2 separate regions of the Homo sapiens genome follow, and region 2 is linked to region 1. A link is a contact called in ENCODE Hi-C data. All regions are on one chromosome and are shown on one strand. Each heading gives the region's core, a stretch centred on a gene start or an enhancer-like site at or near the end of the contact. The rest is flanking DNA. Distances are from core to core; before and after follow the strand shown. Region 1 overlaps SORBS1 (sorbin and SH3 domain containing 1). Region 2 overlaps CC2D2B (coiled-coil and C2 domain containing 2B).

What was found. Hi-C counts contacts between places; a loop is a spot of excess contacts on that map. Pooled maps may share reads with other maps.
Region 2: a map of OCI-LY7 shows a loop between it and region 1 (14-fold over the local background). The contact joins two enhancer-like sites. A Hi-C loop is called at or near these places in 1 of 168 maps with a recorded cell type or tissue (OCI-LY7), 1 of 37 single-sample maps with no recorded cell type and 4 of 50 pooled maps.

What each region holds. Positions count from the first base shown.
Region 1 is chr10:95,427,702-95,432,121 of GRCh38, reverse strand. All of the region lies in intron 6 of SORBS1 (sorbin and SH3 domain containing 1), which reads left to right. Among named protein-coding and RNA genes, the nearest start is that of SORBS1, 130 kb to the left of the region's middle. RefSeq lists enhancers at 1,151-1,651, 1,763-1,852. Within about 2 kb of position 2,306, at least 9 of the 41 ENCODE cell types and tissues checked have a DNase peak (open chromatin) inside an H3K27ac peak, as active enhancers do.
Region 2 is chr10:95,985,653-95,990,072 of GRCh38, reverse strand. CC2D2B (coiled-coil and C2 domain containing 2B) reads right to left here. Exons shown (of 35, transcript NM_001349008.3): 20 at 1,731-1,823. All of the region lies in intron 2 of ENTPD1-AS1 (ENTPD1 antisense RNA 1), which reads left to right. Among named protein-coding and RNA genes, the nearest start is that of CCNJ, 56 kb to the left of the region's middle. Within about 2 kb of position 1,917, at least 2 of the 41 ENCODE cell types and tissues checked have a DNase peak (open chromatin) inside an H3K27ac peak, as active enhancers do.

The sequences.
Region 1 (4,420 bases), core at 1,057-3,556:
CATGGGGGGTAAGTAAGCGGTGCGATGGGCTAGAGGTTGGGCTTCTCAGAGCTCATCCCTGCTTCCTAGAGGTTCACTGTGACCTGTCCAGGCTGGGCTGGAGGTGCAGCCAGGGGAGACTGAGAAGTGTGGATGACTCAATGATCTTGCTCCTGGAAAAGCAGAGGTGGGGAGGGCTCAGGCCTGGGATTGGCCACTAGCCAGCTGCGGGAGCAGGATCAGGAAAGTAGCTCAAAGGCCCAGTGTAAACTAGGAGCAAAGGGAGATCAAAGAAGCCACATGAAGCCCATCTCCCCACCTTAACCCATCACTTGGGAAACCTGAGGTATTGAGGTTTAGAACTGGGACTTCAGAACCGGGTAGATCTCTGTGCACACCCTGTCCCCACCACCTGTCAGCTGTGCAACTTTGGTCGAGTTATTCACTGTCTCTCAACCCTGATGAACTGTAGAATGGGGTTGATAATTGCATCTGCCTCAGGATTATTGTGAGGAAGAAGTGTATGAAGTGCTGTGTATCATGCCTGGTGGCATGGAATAGACTGTTAGATGTTAGCTGCTATTTGATTATGATTAGATTATTTTGGCCTCTCCAGGGACGACTTTGCACAGCCCAAGTATTCTGGTAGTTGGCAAATGCTGACTTTGAGATCAGGCACAGTTAGTTTAGGGTGAGACAGCACCTCTCCACTCTGTAGGGCAGTGACTTTCACACTTTAGCTGCATCAGAATCACTTGGAGTAAAAAGGTAGGTTGCTGGGCCCCAGCCTGGAGTTTTAGAATGTAGGGTTCCCACTTGCAGGTCTGAGGTAGGGTCTGAAGGTTCACATTTCTGACAGGTTCATGCTGATGCTGCTAGTGCAAGGACTGCATCTGAGAGCTGCTGCTGTAGGGGATGGGAGCTTGCTTTCTTGAAGGAAAGGGAGGGAGAAATGGAATGGAGGGGAGGACCATTCCCTTGGGACCAGAGAGGCTAGGCAGTAGGGTATGCAGACCCCTCTGGTGCAGCGGGAGTGGTGTGTTGTGATAAGACAGATATGATATGTAGGATGGAAATGGCCAGACCTAGCATCCTGGAAACTGATTTTCTTCCTTCCCAGCTACCCATAACAGGTGCCAGGGCACATGCTGGTGGATGAGGCCAGGCTAGGGTTTGAGCACAAACCCCTTTCTGGTGATGTTGGTCCCCGTGAGGGCTTCTTTGTCCTTAGGCTGAGGGCAGGCCCGAGCAGCCCACAGCCCTAAAAGTCAACAGAGTAGCTTCTTGGTCCTGCATCCCTGAGCCCAGCCCTGACTCCTGACCCGCTGGAAAGGTGGGGGTGAGGAGAGAAGGCAAAGTTATTTTATTCTAAGGCTAACCTCATCCAGCCTCTCCAAGCCTAACTGGGACGACCCACTTCCAAGCTAGAGAGCATTTGGAGAAGAGAGAATCCTAAGGGATGATGCAAAGAGAAAGGCTTTAATGTGCAGTCCCCTGGCCCAGTCAAATAACCTTACAAACCAACTGTCCCGTCCTCTGGCAGCAAATGGAGGTGGTGGAGAGGGAGCTTGGAGCTCCCTCTAGTGGTTACAGTGTGGCATTGACGTAGAACACAATGCCCACCAGGTGTACGCCTGTGCTACCAGTACCGTGTGTGGATTTGTTTTTTTTTCTGTTTCGTTTTCTTTTTTTGAGACAGGGTTTACTCTGTTGCCCAGCTTGGAGTACAGTGATGTAATCATGGTTTGCTGCAGCCTCGGCCTCCCGGGCTCAATCTGTCCTCCCACCTCAGCCTCCCAAGTAGCTGAGGTGCACGTCACCACACTTGGCTAATTTTTGTATTTTTTGTAGAGACAAAGTTTCTCCATGTTGCCCAGGTTGATGTTGAACTTGTAGGCTCAAGTGATCCACCTGCCTCGGCCTGGCAAAGTGCTGGGATTACAGGTGTAAGCCACCATGCCCGGCCCCGTGTGTGGATTTGAGGCACTTTTGGAAACACTCTCTTGTCCCAGAATACTTTTGTGTCTTACAAATTTCTACCAGCTAATTTGGTGAAAAGAAATTTCACCACATCTTTTTCACCAAACCATCAGCAGATTGTTTTAAAATGCAAATACTGTACTCGGAAGAATTAAGGGATAGTTATCAGTCATTCACACCTTACAGTAAGTTCATCTTTGTAAATTGAGATCATCGAATCCAAATAAGCATACATTCATTCAGCATTATCTATGTGCCAGGTGCTGCATGAGTCACTTGGAATTGTGATGAGAAAGGAGGAAAAGAGAGCAATTCTAGGTGCATTAGGTGAGGGCAAAAGGCAGTATGTTGCAACAGGAGTCAGGTGTGGACTTGTAGTCAGCCATCTTCCTTTCGGGCTGTGGGTAAGTCCTAGTGACTTTGAGCCCATATCAAGTATGAGGAACTTGGGCCAGATGCTTTCCAAGCCTTTCTAGCTCCAGAATGCTCTGCGACCTTAGGAAGTTTGGAAATTAGCCTAACAAATGGAATCCCTTTGATTGGTGATAAATTTAAGATGGTACAGGAGGGCAGTTTGGATGAAAAGGAACAAGCTGGGTTTGAGTAGAGGAAACAAAGAAAAAATCCACGTGCTCATTAAGTATACAACGCAGACTAGAATAAGTTAACACTGGGGAGTGGGCTTAAAAGAGGATGTCAGTAAGCCGGGCGCAGTGGCTCACACCTGTAATCCCAGCGCTTTGGGAGGCCGAGGTGGGCAGATCAGTTGGGGCCAGAAGTTCGAGACCAGCCTGGCCAACATGGTGAAACCCCGTCTCTACTAAAAATACAAAAATCAGCCAAGCATGGTGTTGCACGCCTGTAATCCCAGCTACTCGGGAGGCTGAGGCAGGAGAATTGCTTGAACCCGGGAGGTGAAAGTTGCAGTGAGTGAGATCATGCCACTGCATTCCAGCATGGAAGACAGAGCAAGATTCCATCTCAAAAAGAAAAAAAAAATGAGGATGTGAGTATAGGTAATTCAGAAATGGTAATCTTGTCCCCTTACCATGCTACCTATTGGCTAACATCCTGCTGGCTCTTGACTCTGACAGTGTCCATGTCACCCTCCGGACTGACAACTTGCTGGCCCATACCAGTCTATTGTCCTATCCTGGGGCCTAGGAGCCCCTGGGCCTTCCCTGGCTTCATAAAAACAGTTTTCAGCAGTATTTGCAGACAGCCAAGCCCAGTCTGGACTGGGAGCCCAAGTGTGAGGTAGTGGATGGCTCTTGCCAAGGATTGCTTCCTACTCCCAATGCCTTTGCAGATAGCTAATGTCAGATGGCGTCTGGCTCCCTCCCTTCTCACCAGGGACAGCATTTGTCCCCCAGCTGCTCTGCCTGCTTCCTCTCTGACTTGCTCCCTGTTTGCCACCTTCTTCAATGCCTATAGGTGTCCAGGTTGTTGATTATTTGCCTGGACTGGAAGGTCCAGTCCCTACCTGGTCCCCTGATACCCACATTTCAGCAGTGCCCCCTATTTCTAGTCCTTGTCCCAACCCCCTCACCTGGGAGAGATGATATAGTTCTGGTTTCACACAGTTCTCTACTGAGGCTGAGCACTGCCACTTACTGTCTTTGCGGTATGGACAAATTACTCCACCTTACAGGGCTTCAGTTGCCTTATTTGTAAATTGGAGATGACCATAACAGAGTTGTTGAGATTAAATGAGCTCTTTCTTCTTCTTCTTTTTTTTTTTTTTTTTTTTTGAGATGGAGTCTCACTCTGTCACCCAGGCTGGAGTACAGTGGTATGATCTCGGCTCGCTGCAACCTCTGCCTCCTGAGTTCAAGCAATTCTCTTGCCTCAGCCTCCCAAGTAGCTGGGACTATAGGTGTCTGCCACCACATTCGGCTAATTTTTTTTGTATTTTTAGTAGAGACCAGGTTTCACTGTGTTGGCCAGGCTGGTCTTGAACTCCTGACCTCATGATCCACCCGCCTTGGCCTCCCAAAGTGCTGGGATTACAGGCATGAGCCACCACACCCAGCTAAATGAGCTCTTTCATGTCAAGCATTTGGCACAGGCCCAAAGCAAGTGCTTTTTAAGAGTAACCATTCTAGTTCCTGCAGGTCAAGAGGCTTGTTAAAGATTTGAAAGAATTTCAGTTTGAAGCCATGAGGGCCTCACCCCTAGCATGGTGGCAATGGGAGTGAAGAGCAGAGGCTGAGGTCAAAGTGTCTTTTGGAGAATGAAATGACCAGGGCTCCTTGTGGTGTATTTAAGGACCACAGAGAGGTAAGACTCCATGTGGCCCAGGAGATGCCTTCCCTGGTTGGCTAGGAGAGTAATTGTGGCACTCATGGAGTTGGGGGGATTTGTGAAGAGTGCTGGAAAGAATGTTGAATTCCATCTTTTGACATGTCAAGTTTCTTGGCAAGGGAAGGACTTCCAGGAGAATGTTTCTAATGGGAATTTG
Region 2 (4,420 bases), core at 668-3,167, 560 kb before region 1:
ACCCTCTTAGAGAAAACGTTTCAGTAAAAACTTTAGTAATATTTGAGACTACTGGGACCTCATTCTGTACTGCTGTAATCCTGGCCTCAGCCATCACTGACTCCAGTAACACAGCAGGAAATGTAATGCACATAACTCACAGTTCCATGAGTTCCTCTCATAGAAGGATTTAGGTACCTATGGCCGTAATAGGCCTCCAGAAGCAAACTTTTCCAGTATCTTTGATTATAGTAATTATCCCATGAAACTACCAAACCTGTAGTTTCATTTTATTTTATTTTTCAAACCTGTAGTTTTAAACTGTCCTCAGCAAAGAAGTCTTCACAAGGAGTTAAAATCTAAACACAAAATGTTTGGAAAGTGCCTTTCCGGGATTCCTGTATGAAGTTCAAGCATACTCAGATACTTGCTCTCTTACATCCTTCCTAACCCTCTGCTACCCTCCCTCCTGGGCTTCTCCTTACATAAAAAAGAAGAAACAGGATAAGGAGGATATGTGTTCTCTTTTCTTATAAGCAAGAACACTTCTTTATTTCCCGAGACCACAAACTCACTATTAAAGCACATCCCAACTTAAAACATACAGCAAGCTAGTAAAGAAGTAAGAGAGGCAGGGGATGAGTGGGAAAAACAGCTGCCAGTGATAAAGGGGGCTGTCTCATGCCTGGGAGAGCTACAGCGGTCCACATTCCATCTCACAGTCATGGTGTACGAACTAGAAGAACACTTGTGGTTTGATCTCATTTGCCCCTCACATTGGATGTAAAGCAAAGCAAGCATTAATATTGTCCGTTTTTGTAAAAAATAAAGTGGGACTCAGTGATTTGGTTACTTGCCAGTGACACACAGGGTAGTAAGAACAGGTCTTCAGACACCTGCCTGGGGCTCTACTAGCTATACATGGTTGCCTCTCACCTGTCCCCATGAGGGATCTGGAATGTATCTCTTAGCTCTTTCCATAGCTTTCCTTGCTTCTTTTCAAATTACCCTGCAAGGCTGCACTGGTGCTCTACAGCAAAGAAGATGTAGGTGGGTAAGAGTCTACTTTTGTAGGAGTTGTAGAAACCACCTCAACTCCCATCCTTTAATTCATTAATTTCTCAAACATTTATCAGCATTTTCTCAGTGTAAGATACTATGCTAGGCACTAAGGATCTGTAGATGTCGCCCCTGCACTAAGCTTCTAAGTCTAGTGGCATGATGAGGGGTTGATAGAAATCAGGCATGAAATCCAGTGAAGGATTCCACTCAAACCTGGTTAAGACTCTGCTAGAGTGTTTTGTAAATATTCACTATTTGGCTTCGTTTCAAAGCGTATCTATTTTTCTAATACTGTCTGTGTGCCTCTGGTAGCTCCTTCATCCCTTCATCTCCTGAATTGCTATAGTCCTTGACATCATGAGGCACCAGTAAATATGAGTTCTGGCAAAATGCTGGGGTATCTCTCAAGGTGAACTTTTAGAGTCAAAGAAGAGATGGGAAGTCTTTAAAATGTATGTTTAAACAGAAAAGGTTGGGATGTGCTTTAATAATGAGTTCACTGTCAATGAAGTAACCTAACTCTCAAAAAGAGGTCTGAAAAGAACAGAAAACTCCTCAGTGATCTGAAAGAGGTGACGAGTGAGTGGATTCGTCCATCTGACTCTCTGGAAGGACTATAATACCATGGATCTAGCAGACCAGTTTTCACAAAAACAAATGCAAATATATTGATAATACTGTGTTGTTACCTTTTTCAGAAAATTGGCAGAATTAATCCTTTGTGCTGTAATAGAATTTACATCTGAAACGGATACCTCCTTCTCTTTCTGACTTTCATACTCCTAAATACAGAATTGTTAGTTTCACTTCTTGAATGTAACAAAGAGTTCACATATGACACATTGCAATAAATATCACTAGTCACTTCAGTCCATGTGTAAGACACTGGAAACATTCTGAGACTGACAGAAGAAAACATTTCTTTTAGATTCTCCCACTGAGGATAGGCTAAAAACCAGTTTCTAACTATATTCTGTTTGGGTCTAGATTGAAGTCCATTCATCTTTTAAATTAGAGTAATGATTAAGAACAAGATTTGTGACTGAGAAAATGATTTTTTAGAAAAGTGAAGAGGATTGAGAAAAGATTCTTCATGTATGCATTTGCCCTGTATCACTAAAAACAAAATACGTGGTTAAGAGCATGGGCAGTGGAGGCAGACAGTCCTAGGTTCAAGTTGGCCCTGGCATTTACTAACTGTGCAGTTTGGAAAAGTTGATTAACTGCTCCAGACCCCACTTTCCTCTTCAGTAATAATAATAATGCCTCTGTCACAAGATTGTTTGTGAGACTTAATTGAAATAATATCTGTAAAGTGCCTGGCATATACTAAGTAGTTAATGTGTGTTGACTATAATAAATAATTTTAATATTACATATATAGTCAGTATAAGATTGTCAGGATGCTTCATCTAAATAAAGTAAATTTGCATTTGTTATTTATGCATTTTCAGTATTATATATCCCCAATGCACTTGGAAATGATTTTATATTATAGATATTATTAAAGACTATACAAAAATAATGAAGTAAATACTTTAGAATCTTCAGCCATGAAACAACGCATGCTCATTATCTGAAGGTAAGTTACTTGTTCTTCTAATTATCCATAAGAAATCCTGAAATTAATTCTTTTGCAAGTAACAACTTTTATTTAACAAAATATTATATTGCCATTTCATATCACGTTATTTACATTTTTTTTTTTGAGACAGAGTCTCACTCTGTCACCCAGGCTGGAGTACAGTGGCACGATCTCAGTTCACTGCAACCTCTGCCTCCTGGGTTCAAGTGATTCTCCTGCCTCAGCCTCCCAAGTAGCTGGGATTACAGGTGTGTGCTGCCACACCTGGCTAATTTTTGTATTTTTAGTAGAGACGAGGGTCTCACCATGTTGGTCAGGCTGGTCTTGAAACCCTGACCTTGTGATCTGCCCACCTCAGCCTCCTAAAGGGCTGGGATTACAGGCATGAGCCACCATACCCGGCCTCATATCACTTTATTTACTTTTAAAGTATTAAGTTTTAGGAGTTAACACAATACTCTGGATATTAATATTTTAATTTTATATATGTTGGGAATAACTTTTCTAATCTGTAGGTTTTTAATTTTAATGTTATAAAATTTATTAATCTGGCCAGGCACTGTGGCTCATGCCTGTAATCCTAACACTGTGGGAGGCCGAGGCGGGCGGATCACTTAAAGTTAGGAGTTCAAGACCAGTCTGGGCAACATGACAAAACCCTGTCTCTACCAAAAATACAAAAATTAGCCAGGCATGACAGCGCACACCTGTAGCCCCAGCTACTACAGAGGCTGAGGAATGAGAATCACTTGAACCCAGGAGGTGGAGGTTGCACTGAGCCGAGATCACGCCATTGCACTCCAGCCTGTGCGACAAAGTGAGACTCCATCTCAAAGAAAAACTAATTAATCTTGTTCTTTATAATTTATACTTTTCGTGTCTTATTTAAGAAATACCTTTGTATCCCAAAATTGAAATGCCCATTTCAAGTTTTGCTTTTCACAAGTAATCTTCACTACACATGGTATTTATTTCTTTTCTGATGTCTGAATCTAATTTTATTTCTTTCCACATGTATGAATAACAATTCCAGAACCAGTTAATGCATCCTTCATTCTTTTCCAACTGATTTGTTATCAGGGGAACCCGCCCCCAATAATTCAACGTTATTTCACGTAGGTTCTTTTCTATTTCCCTAAGTGTCGGCCGGTCTGAGAAATAAAGGGAAAGAGTACAAAAGAGAGAAATTTTAAAGCTGGATGTCTGGGGGAGACATCTCATGTTGGCAGGTTCCGTGATGCCCCCCGAGCCGTAAAACCAGCAAGTTTTTATTAGTGATTTTCAAAAAGGTAGGGAGTGTACGAATAGGGTGTGGGTCACAGAGGTCACATGCTTCACAAAGTAATAAAATATCACAAGGCAAATGGAGGCAGGGTGAGATTACAGGGCCGGGGCGAAATTAAAATTGCTAATGAAGTTTTGGGCACGCATTGTCATTGATAACATCTTATCAGGAGACAGGGTTTGAGAGCAGACAACCGGTCTGACCAAAATTTATTAGGCGGGAATTTCCTTGTCCTAATAAGCCTGGGAGCGCTACGGGAGACCGGGGCTTATTTCATCCTGTATCCACAACTGTAAAAGACAGACATCCCTAGAGCGGCCATTTTAGAAGCCTACCCCTAGGCACACATTCTCTTTCTCAGGGCTGTTCCTTGCTGAGAAAAAGAATTCAGTGATATTTCTCCTATTTGCTTTTGACAGAAGAGAAATATGGCTCTGTTCTGCCTGGCTCTCAGGCAGCCAGACCTAATGGTTATCTCCCTTGTTCCCTGAACATTGCTGTTATCCTGT